Linked DNA regions of Homo sapiens: region 2 is linked to region 1. The links are chromatin loops, found by intact Hi-C in ENCODE. Cell type or tissue: sigmoid colon. All regions are shown on one strand. Each heading gives the region's core, and the rest is flanking DNA. Links, peaks and the distances in the headings are about the cores only.

Region 1 (8,609 bases), core at 138-8,137:
ATAATTTACTGTATATTTCAAAACAGCTACAAAAGATCTGGAATGTTCCCAACACAACGGAAAGACAAATATTGGAGTTGACGGTTATCCCAGATACCCTATCCTACTCAGGTATCAAAATAGCACATGCCTCAAAAACATGTACAACGGTCATATTTCAATTAAAACTTTTTAAAAAGCATTTCCCTCATTGATTTTTCTTTTTCGTAAACTATGGAATGAAAACAAGTTTGCAGTAGTAGTCTTGGCAGAATCTGAGCAACAGAAGGTCGGGTCCTACAGAAACAGAAGGTCTGGCTACATTTTGGAAGTAACTTTAAGCAAGGATTTTCTTTACATCTACACATGCCACCCAGAGCCAAAACGGGGGGCTCCAATGACGATTCAATGACTGAGACGCCAGAGTATGGCTGCATCTGAACAAAGGACGCTCAGTGCTGACAATTTCAGCCTCTGAAACATTGCTAGGATGTCGGAACCAAGCCTGTGGAATCCTATGGTCTGTTTGTTTTAAATTTGCTTTTTTCCATCTAGATTTGTAACGAAGCCAGGTCTACACACAATAAATGCATATGACACAAACAGGCAGGAATCATTTTCTCCTCTCGGGGCTCATGCACTACGGACGGAGCAGCTGGGCACTGGAGATTTTCTCCTTTTAAAAGTGCATTTGTTTCTTCCTTACGTCAGCTCAGCCCTCTGTCTAACTATGAATTCTTTTCCTGGCTTGAATCTCAAATGGAACGAGGAGCAGGAGCACAGCGCTTCTGATTCCACAGTTGCTCCTGTGCTGGAGACTCCACTGGATTTCCAGGCCCTACACCTGTCAGCCGCCCACCCCAGGCCCCCAGCCCGGGGCACCTTCGCAGTCTTTTCAGTTAGGAAGGGCTGGGAGCAAGACTCCACTCCGCGGGAATTCCGGCTGTCCCTCCTGATGGGCCTTCCCAGCCTCCTCCTCCTCCCCAGCTGAGCTCCTCTCTGAGCGGGAGCCCTGTGTGCTCTGCCCACCCTCTCGCTGAAAGCATTCCCTCCAGACCCCGCTTCCAGCAGCTCTGCGGCTAAAACCCACCTCCCACCAAGTAGAACTAAAGATAACAGTAAAACAGGGCTGCTTTCCTACCCCGTCACGAGAAACATGAAGGAAGACATGTTTGCTTAGTGTCTAACTTAATGACACTTGCTCTTAAAGTTATGTTCCCAACCTAACAAAATGGAGTTGACTCAGGTTCTCATGGTGTGAAGTAGGTTCTTAGTGGTGAAAACCAAAGTCAAAAGAGTCTGTCTTTACGCTTTCTATTTTTGGACATAATAATAACAATAACAACATTATTTAAAGAGAGCATTATTTATCTGGGGACTAAAGTCTGTGGCCCAATCAGCTGAACGGTGTCCCATGAACTGTGCCAGGGCAGGGGCTGGCCAGCGAGTGTGTGGGTGTGCAGGGAGAGGAAATGCTTCCTGGGCAGGGCAGGGGCAGGGCAGGGTGGGGCAGGGGCAGGGCAGGGACTGGCCAGGGAGTGCGCAGATGTGCAGGGAGAGGGAATCCTTCCCTGGGCGCTGCAGGGTGGGGCAGGGGCGGGGCAGGGGCACGCCTGGCTCCCGCTCAGCATCCAGCTCCAGCTCAGCATCCAGCTCCAGCTCAGCATACAGCACGCCCTGGGAAACACATTGACACCTGAGGCCTCCGTAGGCCCAGCTTCCCCTTCCCCGTAGGGAAGGGGAGGAAGAGGCTGCTCCTGAATTGCAAGCAGCACAAACAGACAGGAATCCTTCTCTCCTCTCAAGGTCTCAGGCACTGGTTTTGCAGTTTTGTTTGGAAGAAGCAGTTTTTAAATGGAGGTAAATGTCATGGTCTTTCACAAATTATACGTAACTTAGGAATTAGATGAATCAGTGGACTCTATGAAATGTTACAAGCCTGGTGGAGGCCGGCAACAGAAATGTTCCTCGCAAAGGAAAACGCAAACATTCGGCAGCTCAGCTGTATGCTTCTCCAGGATCCTCTAGCAAGTCGACACCCACAAAACTGGGCAGCATTTGTTTCTTAAAAGTATTGTGATAGAATTGGGTAAGAAGACGCAAGGAGTAGAAAAGCATATTCCATTAAATGAAACAACCTCCTTGCTGCTGTCACAATAAGGTGATGAGCATGCAGGACTTCAGCTGTCCTGTGGACGCCACAACTCACTTCCAGGTCCAGGAAACTGCAGAAACAGTGATGACCTTCCCCACAAACACAGTCCTGCTCCCAAGAAGGCCGCGGCCACCCTGGCACACAGGCGTCATCTGGGTTTGTTAATGGACCACACCCAGCTTCACACTGCATGGTTTTCATTCACACTTTCTTTTTCAGACATGGTTAATATGCTATTGTTTTTATTCCCAACATGCTGGCTTTCAAACTACTCAGTGTTAGACCCTCTGGTCCAACTACCTCAGTTAGAAAGATCAAAAAAGTGAAAAAATAAACAAACTCCATTTCCTCGTGTCCCTCACATCTACGTCTGGATTGAGTTGACTTGAGTGGATGCACAGAGAGGACTTGGAATGAGTGAGGGAGGCGGGAGGAGGGAGGAAAGCAGGAGGGAGGAGGGAGGAAAGAGGAGGGAAGAGGGAGGTGGGGAGGGGGGAGGAGGGAGGAGGGATGCGGGCAGGAGGGAGGTGGGAGGAGGGAGGCGGGAGGAGGGAGGCGGGAGGAGGGAGGCAGGAGGCATATTCCCCACTGATGGCCAGGGCCAGGCATGTGTGCCCTCAGGGGCAGCTGCAACACCAGCCTCGGCCACCAGCTCTCTTTAGGGTGAGCAGCAAGCAGTTCTCACGCAGCAGTCACAGCAAGGTGAGCCAATTCCTGATCTCAGGATCACAGTGACAGAGAGATACCTTTGTCTGCAGTAGCCCAGCAGCAGCTTTGACCGCTATCACTTTCTGTCCTTCCAACAATGTTGTGAGTGTGTACTCCTTCGTGGGGAGTCCCCGTGTGCCTGAAATAACTACAGAGGTTTCTAGCTCTACTGTCTGGTACATGTTTAAATATAGAAGCCTATCCAAAACAACATTATTAAGCATGTGATCAGCTAATCATGTCACTGACCTCAACACTGGCATCTACAACCAACACATATTATCAGGAAATAAAGTGCATACATTTAGGAGAAGGCTGATTGCAAGTGTTCACATTGTACTATATGGCTCCTGATGGGAAGACCCATCCTAAGAAGCAGGCTCTGAGACATTAGAGTCTGTCTATGTTGTTCTTAGTGCACTGTGCTGGCATGATGAGCTGGTGTGACCACCTGTGCCGAGCACCATGCCACTCATCCTTAACCGAATGCAGCTGATAAATGACTCCCAGGAATGAGGACACCTGCATTAGAACCACTGAATCACATACTGGGTTGAAAACTTTCACGGCAGAAGTCTTTGCAGGAGACAGCAGCTCTGAGTGCAGACACTTCTCACAGGCTGGGGGCTGTCCTCATCAGTCACACAACAGACATGCTATTCCTCCTTCATTGCCAGATTTCAATTTTATGTAAAATTGCTTTCAAATTAGGAGGATATAAATTAATTAGTGAGCAAAATGTTTATTTTTATAAGCTTCCTGGAATGATCTGAAGTGAGAGTCCTATAGAAGTCTCACCAAGAAAACTATTTGTTAAACCAGTAAACTTTTTTTTTTTTTTTGAGACAGAGTCTTGTTCTGTTGCCCAGGCTGGAGTGCAGTGGTGCGATCTCAGCTCACTGCAAGCTCTGCCTCCCGGGTTCAAGCAGTTCTCATGCCTCAGCCTCCCAAGTAGCTGGGATTACAGGCACCCGCCACCACGCCCGGCTAATTTTTGTATTTTTAGTAGAGACGGGGTTTCACTGTGTTGACCAGGCTAGTCTCAAACTCTTGGCCTCAAGTGATCTACCCACCTCGGCCTCCCAAAATGCTGGGATTACAGGCGTGAGCCACCATGCCCAGCCCCAGTAAACTTTTGACTCAGCAAGATTTATGCTTTCAAAGCGACCTTTAGACAGATGAACCTAAAAAATACTTTCCTCCAAAAATAAAGTGTTTCTTAAACATAAAAGCTAATTAAAATAGACATGAAATAAAAATGCTGGCAGGGAGGCTTCAGTGGCCCCACGCGGGGCCACGGGACCCCTGAAAGAGCTGCCCCCACAGAATGGAATGATCTGAGGGTTTATTTTTTCCCTGCGCTCTTTATTTCCTCTTGGGATTCTGCATTAGCACCAGCTTAGTACATGTTAAACCTCCACAGCTAGATGATAAACTGCTCGATGTCCGGCGTACGTCTGGTGAACACCCTTTATCCTGCCTTTTAAATTATTTATCACCTAGAGTAGGAACCACAGTTAGAGTGTAATAAAACTCTTGATGGATTTTGACCAACCCCATAAAATAGCTCTGAAGTTTGAAATAAGAGAGAACTCGTGAAGTGCTCACGAGGCGTGAGAAGGCTCTTCCTGGGGATCTGTTTATTGACCCTTTCAGCAAGGCTGTGTTCTACATCCTGTGGCATCAGGAGTCACTTAAGCATCCTTGAAGACATGCAGGCTGCTAACTCATTGTTTAAATGAGCATCTGAAAACTGGCCTCTGAAAGTAATGTATTCCTTGAGCCAAATATAATATAGCCCATTTTATGAAACCACAATAAAGTCATGTTGAAATAATGCTTAGAAAGTAACTAAAAGCCACACACATTTTTTAAAGTCAAAGGAAATCAGAAATCAGGCTGAGAGCTCCCAAATGTTTGCTGTCCCTGTATTCACACAGAGAAACAGTGTCTACGATGGCCCATTTCTGTAACTGGAAAACATTTAAATAACACAGCTTCTCCTATAGGAAACTCTCCAAAATAATTATGTTGCTCAGATGTCTGCCAAGTTCTGGTCTTGTAGCCTAGCGCTTGGAAAACCAGCTGCACTATGCAAAAGTTTTAGCTCCCATCTCAATTGCTGGACTTCTCTCTCAGGACCATGAACTTTTAATATTCTGAAACAACGTTCTCTTCAGTGAGGGTTGTTTGCGGTGTTCATTTCAGACTCGAATTGGGCATGAAGTGGTAGGATCCTGAGACCTATGACCCACTCTTAAATCTATTGACCACCTGGGGAGAATATCCCCATAAGAAGGTTATAAATATGCTCATTTTAATTACAGCCAACCCTTGATGCACAATTATCGCATGCAATAAGTCCTGTGCCATGCAAAGTTACAGACACGGTCTCATCCAAATCTCACAATAACCCAACAATCTCAGGACTTAGTATCATTCTTTTTTCCTAATGAGTAAACAGAGGCTCAGCCATGAAGTAGCCAGTTCAATGATAGACTACAGGCTCTAGAAATCCCCTAGCCAGACTGCAAAGCCTGTGTGTATTAGTCCGTTCTCACGCTGCTAAATAAAGACATCCCCAAGACTGGGCAATTTATAAAGGAAAGAGGTTGAATGGACTCACGGTTCCCCATGTCTAGGAAAACCTCAGGAAACTTACAATCATGGCAGAAGGGGAAGCAAACATGTCCTTCTTCACATGGCATCAGGAAGAAGAAGTTCAAAGTGAAGGGGGAATATCCCCTTATAAAACCACCAGATCTCTTGAGAACTCACTCACTATCATGAGAAGAGCAGTGTAGGGGTAACCACCCCCATGATTAAATTATCTCCCACCAGGTCCCTCTCACGACACATGGGGATTATGGGAACTACAATTCAAGATGAGATTTGGGTGGGGACACAGCCAAACCATAGCACCGTGCCATAACCACATACTCTCTCTATACAAAAACTCAACTTAAACCCAAAATGACAGTGTCTCTGCTCCAAGAACACCCTCCTGCTTTCACACCCTGACCTCTGTTATTTTTTCCCATGCCCTTGGCCCTTCTGTGTCTCCTGCAAGGAGGACTCACTTCTTCTTCTGCCTCAATGACAAGTGGCCAAGCATTGTATTGTGACAGCTTCTGTATTTTTTTTTGTTTGGGGTAATTCTTAAATTATTGAGTTTTTCATATTTTATTTTCCTCTTTCTTTACAATAGTTCAAATCTTTGTGCATGAGAGCCAAGGGCCTATTTCCTTGCAGCTCTGGAGTCCATGTGGCAAAGCCGGTGTGCAGCGAGCCATGTGCAGGGAGCACTTACTTGTCCCTGCCCTCATCTGGGCTCCCCTCCCGCATATCTTGGACCATCTATAGAGCTCTGGGGATTTGTCCACTGAAATTAAGAAATGGGGAAATGCAGATCAGGACCTCTGGGAGGTGGGGCATGTCTGATACAGTTTCTGAAGCTTTCAAATAGCAAAACATTTTACATGTATACATTCCTCAAGGTTCAAATGATTATCTGAATACACCAAATTTTCCGAAGTTTATTTTGCAGATTATCCACCTCCTTACTCATTCCTGGCAGGAGACACAGAGGAGGAAAATGAAGTCATCTCAGCCCTACGTCCTCAAACAGCAGTGCAGATTGGGTTTACCTGGTTTCTCATCAACACTTGACAGAGAGTGAACTCCTGTGGCTTGAAGCTGGAGAGACAGCTGGGGCTTCTGGGAGCTGAGCCAAGGACCCCTGGGGAAGGGGGAAGCCGCTCTGCACCTGCAGACCTGAGAGGAATGGTGGGTGGGACCCAAAAGGCTTCCCCAGGAGCCCCATCTCTGAATAGAGGTCAGCGAATTCACATCTGGTTCAATAGCTTTAGGGAAAAGGCATCAAAAGGATGGGCTGATGACAGTCTCTGGGAGCTTCTGAGGACGAGCCACAGAATTCTGTCCTTAGCCTGCTCCTTTTCCAAAACCAGTTACAATGTTGTGGATGAAGAAGGACATTAACCATCTGTATATCAAACAGAAATTGCATAAACACAAGGATAGCTTATAATAGGCTGGATAGCAAAATTTCAAAAAATCATAGCTCAAAATTATGGTGGCTGCAACATTGAGCCAACATCTACAATATGAAATACAACGAAGCCAAAGTCATGCACCTGGGTTGTGTACGTACTGGAGGTGCAGTGTTTTCAACAATCAGGTAATCACTGATTTGAAACTATTCAGTAAAAAACAGATGCTTAGATAATTTCATCAACTCTCCAGAGTGAAAGCACTTCCTTTGATAAGGGGAGAGTGATTATTTTCATACACGGTTTCTGGTTTTGTACTTTTAAAGGCAATTATCTCACAAAAATTTGTCAAAGATAGCAAAGTTGTTGATTCTTGGCACGACTATGTTCTGATGACTTGTTCTATAATTGCGTATGGCCAAAGTGATCTAATTAAGGAAGCCCCAGCCGTTGAGATGGATGGTTAATATGAATGTCACTTCTGATGTTCCTGAGTTAGGCCATTAAATATTAACCAACTCAACCAACCATTAATCAACCAGGTGACCAAAAACCTCCTGTCATTGACAAAATTTCAGATGAAGATGTTTGTAAGATTTGGGAATTATTATGCAATTTTATATTCACAAAGCATCAGGTCTGGAAATGCTGAGTGAGGGGAACGGAGCTCACGTGTGATGACTGTGATAGGCCTGGATCTTTAGGAATTGCATGTGGAATGCAGGGTCTGCTCGGATCCCTGGTTGAGCAGCCCTGTCCTCCTCCAGATCATCATCATCATGAGCCTGGTCTGGAAGGCTGAGCTTTCAGCCGCTGTGTGCAGGAAATGAACTCTTCACTCTGCTCTTCAGGGAGAATTCCTGAAGAAAGACCTCATGCACCTTCTCACCTGGACACATAATCAAAGGCTGTAATGGGAAACTCCATCCTCCTTAGAAAACATGTAACATGAGGAGGAAATAGGAAAACACAACCAACCAGAAACACGTGCACCAAACCAATGTCTGCATTCCTTCAAGACGAGGAGGAAATATGAAAACACAACCAACCAGAAACAAGCTCACCAAACCAATGTCTGCATTCCTTCAAGAAAAGCTTTTCCCAAGCACGTACTGTTAGTTTTATTAGTTGCCAATCCTTAAGTTTTCATGTCTGCAGCACAGCCCATGTTACCCTCCTAGGAACATCATCTATTCTCCACCTACTCACATCTTTCTCATTGTTAATAAATTAGTTCAAAGCCCATTTTCTCTGGAACACTCATTGCCTAGTCCTGCAGAGCCGAACCTTTCCTGTCCTCTAAGTTTCTTGCACCCAGTGTGTACCTACTTCAAACCCAGCACACTGCCAAATGCTTTGAGGGGTCATCTCTGATGCTCCAAGGCCTGACTTTTGTGGGACAGTATCGGGGAATCGGCCCCGAAATTCACGTAGGTTCTTTTCTATTTTTCCTAAGCATCAGCCGGCTTGAGAAATAAAGGGACAGAGTACAAAAGAGAGAAATTTTAAAGCTGGGCATCCGGGGGAGACATCACACGTTGGTAGGATCCGTGATGCCCCACAAGCCACAAAAACCAGCAAGTTTTTATTAGGGATTTTCAAAAGGGGAGGGAGTGTGCGAATAGGTGTGGGTGACAGACATCAAGTACTTAACAGGGTAATAGAATATCACAAGGCAAGTGTAGGCAGGGTGAGATCACAGGACCACAGGCCCGGGGTGAAATTAAAATTGCTAATGAAGTTTTGGGCACCATTGT
Region 2 (8,609 bases), core at 449-8,448, 270 kb after region 1:
CTACGTGCAGCCAGTGGCAGAAGAGGGATGGCGGGAGCTGGTGGGAGGAAGTGAGTTGAGTTTCACCTGAGCCTGTGTCTGCTGGCTGGTCATTCATGGGGTCCTGAGACTGGGACCATGGGAGGGTCTGGGTCCCTGGGTTGAGCCAAGAATCCTCAGCTCTGGAGCATCCATCCCCACCGCTCCTGGATTGCTGGAAATCACAGCATGGAACACAGAGGCTGAGCAGCTGGCCAGGCCTGGCCTCAGCCTCCCCTACTGTGGCATCCAGCCTGGACACCCACCTCAGCCAGCAGTTTAAGCCCTGGGATTTGGGCATTGAACCCCAGCTCCTTCTCCTTCCCTGGAGGACACCTTGGCTTGATACCTTTATCAGCACCTCTCTTACTTCTGGAAAAAGCAACACCATGTTCTATTCCTTGTCTTTAATAATTGCATGGGAAAAAACTACTTAAACTGTATCTACCGTAAAACGTTCTCCAAACTGACCATCAGAGAGAGTTTAGAAGCATGGAAGGGATCTGTCATTCCCATTCTTCAATGTACCACATTTGCTTGAAGAGTACATAATAAAAATAAGGAGAATGATTATTTTGCCACCAAATTCTGCACACTCATTGGTGGAAGAAGCTTGGGGCCTGTGGGCTGTAGAGACCCTGGGGAGAGCCTGCATCACAAAGGTGAAGAAGGGGCCTCCGGAGGTGCCAGGGACAGGACCCGGGCAACAGAGGCAGGCATGGGGGTCACACTGACTCTCAGTGTGACTTACGCCGGCCACAGAAGTGCAGTTCTGCCCTGGTGACTTCAGCCAGAGAGGACAGCAAAGCACATCTCCCACCTCTGTCTCCAGGGAGGATGAACCCTACCCAGGCTTGGGCCTGCAGCAAATGGATGGAAACACCACAGCTTGACCGCAGCGCCCACGTCTGAGCCTGACCCACAGCTCGGGCCATTTCCCTTGAAAGAGTTACTTTCTTCCACCTTCTTCAATTAAAAGAAAAAAGGAGTTATCTCCTTTTGATGCTGTCAGTTTTCTGATGAAAAGGGAGAACTGCAGATACGGGTCTTTCTAGGTAAATAAAACACCGTATTGGTTGGAAAGCGAATTCTCATCGCGGGCTAAGTCAACACAGGTGTTCTTTCATGGATGCAGGGCAGGTGGCCGTTTGTTTTCCTTTCCCTTCACAATCGTCTCTTTCTCTCCATTCGGTTCACATCTGAGCCCACATCCCTACGGGCAGCCACGAGGAAATGTCACCTGGCCCTTGTTAGGTATGAAATGTCCTTATCAATAACGGCCTGCTGTGCCCCAGCTTATCCAAGCTACAGGCACCTATAAAGCAATAAAAGGCGATTAGGAAGAGCTGCCCCTGCGGAGTTCTACGGAAGGTCTCAGCTCGGTTAGGGGAACCGTTGCTCCAAATCAACAACATTGACTTCTGAAGGAGCAAACGTTCACATCAAAGTAGCCTGGGTCTTCAAGGGAACCAAACATTGGCCATAAAATGAGCACAGCCCGGTGAATGAGGCTTTGTTATCCTCACCCAGGTGTCAGCTCTAAGACCTTCCATGAGACCACTCTTTTGAGAAAGAGACAGGCGGCCACACAGAATGGGTCATGGCGCCAGCCCTGGGTTTGAGGGGGAAAGCCCAGACGCTGCCTCACCATGAGACAAAGACCCCAGGGGCAGCCCTGAGCTGGAAGGCCACACGCCTGGCCATGGCCCAGCCCGGGATGTGGGTACATGCTGCACACATATGTGTGGGCGTTCATGTGTGTGGGCATGTACATGGGCCCAGCCTGTGATGTGGGTGAGTGCTGCACACATATATGTGGGTGTTTTTGTGTGTGTGCGTGTACATGGGCCTGGCCTGTGATGGGGGTGCATGCTGCACACATGCGTAGGCATTCATGTGTGTGTGTGCATGTACATGGGCGTGGCTACATGTGCCTGGGCCAGTGTGCATGTGCATGTACACCTGGTGCTGCTGGGCCTGACCTCTGACGCCTGGCTCCAGTGCCTCCGGCCGTTTTCGCCAGCTTGGGTCCTGGGTGTCTAACCAAGGTTCCTCCCAAAGGCACCTGAACAGCCATGATCATTCCTCACTTCTCCCAACATCCCCTCCCAGCCCTCCGGGGAACTGCATGTGGAGGCCAGGATCACCAGGCCACGGCGTCCTGGGCGGGTCTTTTCAGAATCAGAGTACAGAGCATGGGAACAGCACCACGTCCCTGAGAAGTGCAGGTCCCGGGATCAGTTTCCCCTCTGAGGAGGGAGGAGCACTGGGGGGCCCGTCCCTGAGGCTGCAGCACCGTCTAATGGTGGGAGAGCCACTCCTGCAAGTCCGTGACCTTCTGCACGGGGGACAGGAGGCACCTCGGCGGCCTCCCTGTCCATGCAGCCGGACCACTGGCTATGGGTTCAATTGTGTCCCCTAGAAAGAGGTGTCCCATCCCTCCCCTCAGCACCTATGAACATGAACTTCCTTGGAATAGACTCTTTACAGATGTACTGCAATTCAGATGAGGTCATCCTGGGTTAGGGCCAGCCCTCATCCAATGGCTGGTGTCCTTGTAGGACGAGGAGACATGGCAAGATGACTAGAATCAACTCTACCCGCAGGTTAAATCAGACCTGAGGGACAAGCTAAAAGGTGGTATCAAACACAAAACACTGTTAGTCATTTTCTGAAGGGAGGTGATTTTCCTGTCAAGCTCTGGAAACGAATTTATTCCCATCATCAGTCGTGGCCACAGGAGGTGTGCAGCTTTTCCTAAGATCAGTTCGTCTCAGGCTGGTCACGTGAGGCTCAAGCAGTCATTTCTTTTTAAATTAGTCTGATCAGTGATGGCAACAAATAGGTCCCCAGCAGCTCTCACCTCTGACCCTGCGGGATCAAACGAGGCATTTCACAGTGAGGAACATGCTGGTGGGCACCTTCAAACATTTGCCGCTTAAAAAGTTGGTGTTACTTTAGAGCGAGCCTCGTGGAAATGTAGCTGGCTCCAAAGCTAACATGAGAATGGTTAAGGGCAAGTGATGTAGGGGAAAAGGCAGGGCCCTCGCTCCCCAAATCCTGCCTAGGCTGTTTCATAAACACGTGCATCTGGCCGGCAGCCTCATCTCTCCTGACTTTCCAGGCTGGGCTCCTGTGCTGGTCAGATCGTGGCTTCTGCCTCCTTCTTTCAAAGATGACAGAAAGGGGGTCAGGCAGCCTTGCATTTTCTGATCAAAGCATTCATTACAAGCCAGGTTTGCAAAATAACAATTCGTCCGCGTGGTGTTTTTCTAAATCACACAGTCCTGTGTATCCTGGGGTGCCACGTGCCCACCAACCTGAGGGGACAAAGCGGGGACACAAGCTCTGCCGCTCCCGGGGAACCACACCCCGACCCTGCGGCCACGACATCCAGGGCCCAGCCTGGACTCGCCAAGACGCCTTGGAAAGATCCCCCCGGGCTCCTGCCGTCAGCCGATTGACCCCACGCCCTTCCCCGCTTTTCTCGCCTGCTGCGCCGCTGACATCACATCCGGGTCTCTCCGGCCACTCAGAGAGGAGGCACCTGCTCCTCGGGAGGCGTGGTTGGCTCTAGCGTGGTGGAGAGAAGATGATTTGAGGTTGGGTGTAACCGAGCTTGCAGGGAGTTGTGGAGACCTCTGTGCACGTCCACTCGTCCCAGGACTCTTTCTGCATCCCAGTGGAGGGTCCCAGCCCGGGCGCGGACAAGGAGGAGGGTCCCAGCCTGGACGCAGACCCAGAGGAGGGTTCCAGCCCGGGCACAGACAAGGAGAAGGGTCCCAGGCCGGATGCAGGCCCAGAGGACGGTCCCAGCCCGACCGCGGGCAGGAGGGCCGGGCTCAGCGTGAGCCGAGGGTGCCCCCTGGTGGCAGTGGTGATGCTGTCCAAAGCGGGCCCTGCCACGTGAACACTTTAATTCAGGAACAAGCGCGGGAGAGGGAGGCCGGCCAGGCCTCCCCAGCTCCGGGCAAATCTTCTCATGAATTCTTAATGAGGCAGTCACAGCCCCTCTCCTGTCTGTCAGCTCCTGGGCACTATAGCACAGAGTTTATGGGTTCATTTTATTGTAACAATAAAAAGAAACAGCATTGTATGTTACCAATAAAGTAACTCTAAGACACAGCTCACACTTGTGCTGATTGTTCATTTTCTCATTGCACCGAAAACGTATTCATCATAGAAACATTGTGTACAGTCGGATGTGACATTATATTGAGGGTTCAGGTCTATAAGCAACACACTGTGATTTTATGTTGTAGGGACGCAGCGTCAGGTACAGCATGAAATGTAAACGTCACGTGGATGACCTGCTGGTGAGCGTGTGCGTCTTGTGTTTTGTGTGCACGCACCACACGAGGCCCACGTGGGATTTCTCCCTGGGGCTGGAAAGCAGCTGTGGATTGGTGTTCAGCATCTGTCGGGATGGAAGGGGCTTTTCCATCCAGAGCTCTTTCCTACTTTTAGTAGGTGATAGAATCAATTAACTGTGGGAAAATGGAAGCATCTTCCTGTCTTTAAAAAAAAATGTAAACAAGAAGCTCAACTAGATACATTGTTTTAATTTAAATACCAGAGCAAGTATTTGAAGAGCCTAGCACAGCACTGACCTGAGCCTTCCGTTCCTTTTTTTTTTTGAGATGGAATCTGGCTCTGTTGCCCAGGCTAGAGTGCGAACGGCGCAATCTCGGCTCACTGCAACCTCCACCTCCCGGGCTCAAGCGATTCTCCTGCCTCAGCCTCCCAAATAGCTGAGATTACAGGCACCCACCACCACGCCTGGCTAATTTTTGTATTTTTAGTACAGACGGGATCTCATCATGTTGGCCAGGGTGGTCTCAAACTCCTGACCTCAGATGATCCGCCCGCCTCGGCCTCCCAAAGTGCTGGGATTACAGGCATGAGCCACTGCGCCCAGTCCTATTCGCTTTTATTCCCTCAAGGAAAGCTCCTGGGTTTCCGTCACGTGGGCTCTGCTCCAGGTGCAGGACACAGGGAGGAAAAGAGGGGGCTTCTTCCCACCATGGTGTGGGGAGCAGGGTGGGGTGCAGGGTTGAGCAGTACATACAGAAGGAGGGAGGCAGTGCTGGGATTTGCACAGGTGGGCACTCGAAAGATGGGTGTGGGCAGCCACCAGGATGGGACAGAAGGAGCCGCAGGAGGTAAGACCTTCAGGACAGCAGAAGGGGCAGCGCTGGGCCAGGCAGGCTGAATCCTGGGGTGGGAGGAAAGCTGAGAAACACAGCTGCAGAAGGCAGGCGGCAGGATAAGCTGTGTGGTCTCACATCCGTTTGGCTGTGTGTGCATTCGACGGTCCTGGAAGCAAGATCACACTTGGCCAGGTGGCCTCACTCCTATGTCCATTACTGCTGTTACCTTCTCCTGTGTTTTGGTCCTGACCTAGGCATTGTAATTGGTATGTAAGCAGGGAGAGGACCAAAATAAGGAGCCTGGGGTGGGGGGTGGATACTTACAGTCTGTGTCTCAGGGAATTTCCTGAGGCCTCCTTTCTGCTTGGTTTCCCCAAAGGAGCTTCCTGGATGGACCTGTCCTCACAAAGGCCTTCAGCTCCTTCTAAGTAAAGGAACAGGCAACCTCTGCCTTCCCCTGCCACGGATTCTCTGATTTTCGGATTCTCTGTGAGTCCGTTGATGTCCCAGAAAGCGAGTCCAGAAGTGACCTTCTTCTTGGGAAATTCTCCCTCCTGAAGCCCCCGGCTGACTTGAACACATTGCCAGGTTTGCGAAACACCGTGAATAAGAGAACTTTTTCCAAAGGATGTCGCACATTCCTGCCTCCAGGAAAGACCCTGCTATCCTGAGGAAAGGAGTATTTCACTGCATTACAGTTTAAAATCTTGAATAATTACTGTTTTTCCAGTTCTTCTTTGAAATTCAAAGAGAGAGGATAGAAGGAACAAATGCATGGCAAGTTTGATTTCTGCCACGGAAGGAATCCAAACAGGACTACTCACAGCTCATGGCAAGTTTGATTTCTGCCAGGGAAGGAATCTGGACAGGAAGGAATCCGGACAGGAAGGAATCCGGACAGGACTGCTCACAACTGAACTGGAGTGCCTCCTCCATCTCCAGTGTCACGGCCTCTCCTCTTGCTAAACTTTTTGTTTAAATGCAACACTCTTTTCTCATTTGTCATGGCATTTGTCAGAACCTTGAAAAGAGATTAAAATGGAGTTGCAAAACACTGAGAGATTCAAGGAGAGCCAGTGAATCTGCAAATAATTTTTAAGATAAAAATGAAAATAATAGTAACGCTTTGAGTGTCAGTGGAATTTGACTGTAAGTACAGTTTTACTAAGACGAGGTTTTCACCTAGAGGCTCCAACTAAGAACATAATTTTAATCTGCCCAGCATTGGGTTAATCTTGACTGCATAATAGTAAAAGGTATTAGCGATATTAGAGAGCTGTTTGCAATTTCTTGGGGCCGTATTCGCATTGATCATCTCTGATGTTACTCACTGTGTTTGCAGATGGAAGACATAAGGTTAAAAGACGTCCAGATCCATTTTAGAGACGATTGAAGTGAAGCAGTGAGATCATCTATCATCTGGCAGAAATTGGGCCAAAACCAGACATCCCCCATCCAGCCAAGCTGCGAAGCCTTCCAGCACAAATGCGTCTGACCACAGCTCACCTGGGATTGTGGCCAGGAGCCAGTTAGCCGGGATTGGAGAGCAAGCATGATAAAGTGCAGAGGCTCTCAGCCCTGGCAGGATATTTAGAACATCCTGGGGAGCTTTAAAGTCCTGATGGCCAGGCCACACCCCAGGCTGAGTGAATCAGAAGCCCCGCGGGACCGTGCACCCGCGTTTTTAAAGTTTCCAGGTGATTCTCAGATGCAGCCAGGACTGGAACACGCCAGTGTCAGGAGAGCCCTGAGGTCCGGCCCTGCCGCCGATGGGCAAAGCAACCCGGAGTGTGGTTTCCTCCGTGGTCAGTGTGTGAGCCTCAGACCCGCTTGGGCTGACTTCCTTTCCTCTACAGGATAAGAATATCAGACATGGGCACCTCTGTGCACATTTCCTTTGAGAGCCTGACTTCCAAAGTTGATCAATGTGAATGTTTTGTAAATAGGCCTCAGGAAACAGCCTTCTTGTGATTTTTTTTTTCCTTCTCCGTGAACCTGGAGTAATACTTTCTTCTTAAAATAATATTTATGGAGCAGTGCTTCAATATATTTTAAACGTTGAAATAGATTTACTTGATTTTTCCTAAATATGAAAGATACACGTGTTTTGTAATAATCAATATTGAAAGTGTAAAATAAAAGATAAAAATAACCCAAAATTCCTCTATCCAAGGATAGTAGAAGTGACACATATCCACCACTCAAAATTGTCCTTCCAAAATTTTCGTCATGTATGTTTCTACCAAAATAAAATGATGATGTGCTTTTATTTGTGACCAGTTTTCCTCACCTGTTGATATGCATGCAGTCAGATTTATTACTCTCTTAATGGCTACACCTGAGGTACAGGAAACAGCGAACCACACCGCCAGTTCTCTAGGTCCTAATAAACATTTTCCAAACAAGTGACTGAATGAGCACCAGGAAGGGAGGAGGAAGTGTGGCCAGATATGGCGCAGGGGACACTGTTGGAAATGCTTGTTCTCCGGTGCCGCAAAGAAATAGCACTTGAACATAAATTTAATTTATTCAGCAAGGCCATTTTTACTTTGTGCAGAAAGGGTACGCTCGCCAGTAGTTTTGCCACGAGAGTACACTGAACAAAGGAGACAGGGTCTTTTATAACCTGATGCGTCCACCCTACTGCTGTGTCTGGTTTCCATTGGATGGAATGGGACCTCACATTCTGTATTTGTCCCGACTACCTAGCAACTTAGAACTTTTTAAAAGAGGCAAAGGCAGCGGAGAACAAAGGAAGGAGGAAGTAACTTGTGGAATGCTGAGAAAGGTAAAAACACCTTCAAATAAGGAAGAGAAACAGGCTATGGCCTAATGCCCGCTTGGACCAGTGTAAGCATGCCAGGGCAACTATTTAGGCTAAATTGTGGGAGCTAAGAGCATAAAGTACATTGATTTATTACGGCTAGCAGATATTTAAGAATGTCAGCACAGGTCTTTGGATAAATTTTGCTTTGCTTCTAAGAGAAGTTACTGTTTATTTCTAATAAGACAGGGAGGAGAGTCTCTTTGAAGGGGAACCTCTACTTTACTTTTTACAACACCGTTGGTTTTAGCTGCTCCTAATTCCAGCAGTGACTCCATGGGGACTTGGAGCCCTGGCCCTGGTAGGTCACGGTGGGGTCGGTGTGGAGACGTGCCCCGTGCTGCCGTCAGTCGTGCTGACCCTGGGAGACCAGAATGCAAAGGCGGCAGCTCCCAGTCCCAGGGAAAGGATCCCGATGGAGAGTCTGGGCCCGCTCACCCCGCCCAGTGGTCCTGAGTGCTCTGAGGAGCCTCTCGGTGGCTGCAAGGTGACAGCCCTCCTAGACGCAGCTGCTTAATGACTTTCTGCTCATGTGTTTCTTCCCAAACCCATTTCTGCATAGCGGAGAGTTAGAAGGTCATGTTTTCAAATACAAAATGTCTAAGTTTTATTTTCCT

What was found. A loop is a pair of places that touch in the nucleus more often than their neighbours do. Peaks named below come from ENCODE experiments on the same cell type or tissue, not always from the same donor. Only the 100,000 strongest peaks of a DNase experiment are listed, where the experiment ranks them.
Region 2: it touches region 1 in a loop (2.6-fold over the local background); 3 of 110 quality-filtered maps call a loop at or near these places.

Annotation. Positions count from the first base shown.
Region 1 is chr6:168,630,946-168,639,554 of GRCh38, reverse strand. The region is part of intron 9 of SMOC2 (SPARC related modular calcium binding 2); the gene reads right to left. Among named protein-coding and RNA genes, the nearest start is that of SMOC2, 190 kb to the right of the region's middle. In sigmoid colon, for the core only: no CTCF peak of the experiment used is centred there; a DNase peak (open chromatin) is centred at 4,394.
Region 2 is chr6:168,365,722-168,374,330 of GRCh38, reverse strand. LOC107986549 (a long non-coding RNA gene) reads right to left here and starts at 6,731. Exons shown (of 3, transcript XR_001743904.3): 1 at 6,500-6,731; 2 at 5,493-6,189; 3 at 4,047-5,334. In sigmoid colon, for the core only: a CTCF peak has its summit at 3,895 (motif pointing left); DNase peaks (open chromatin) are centred at 3,890, 5,690 and 6,730.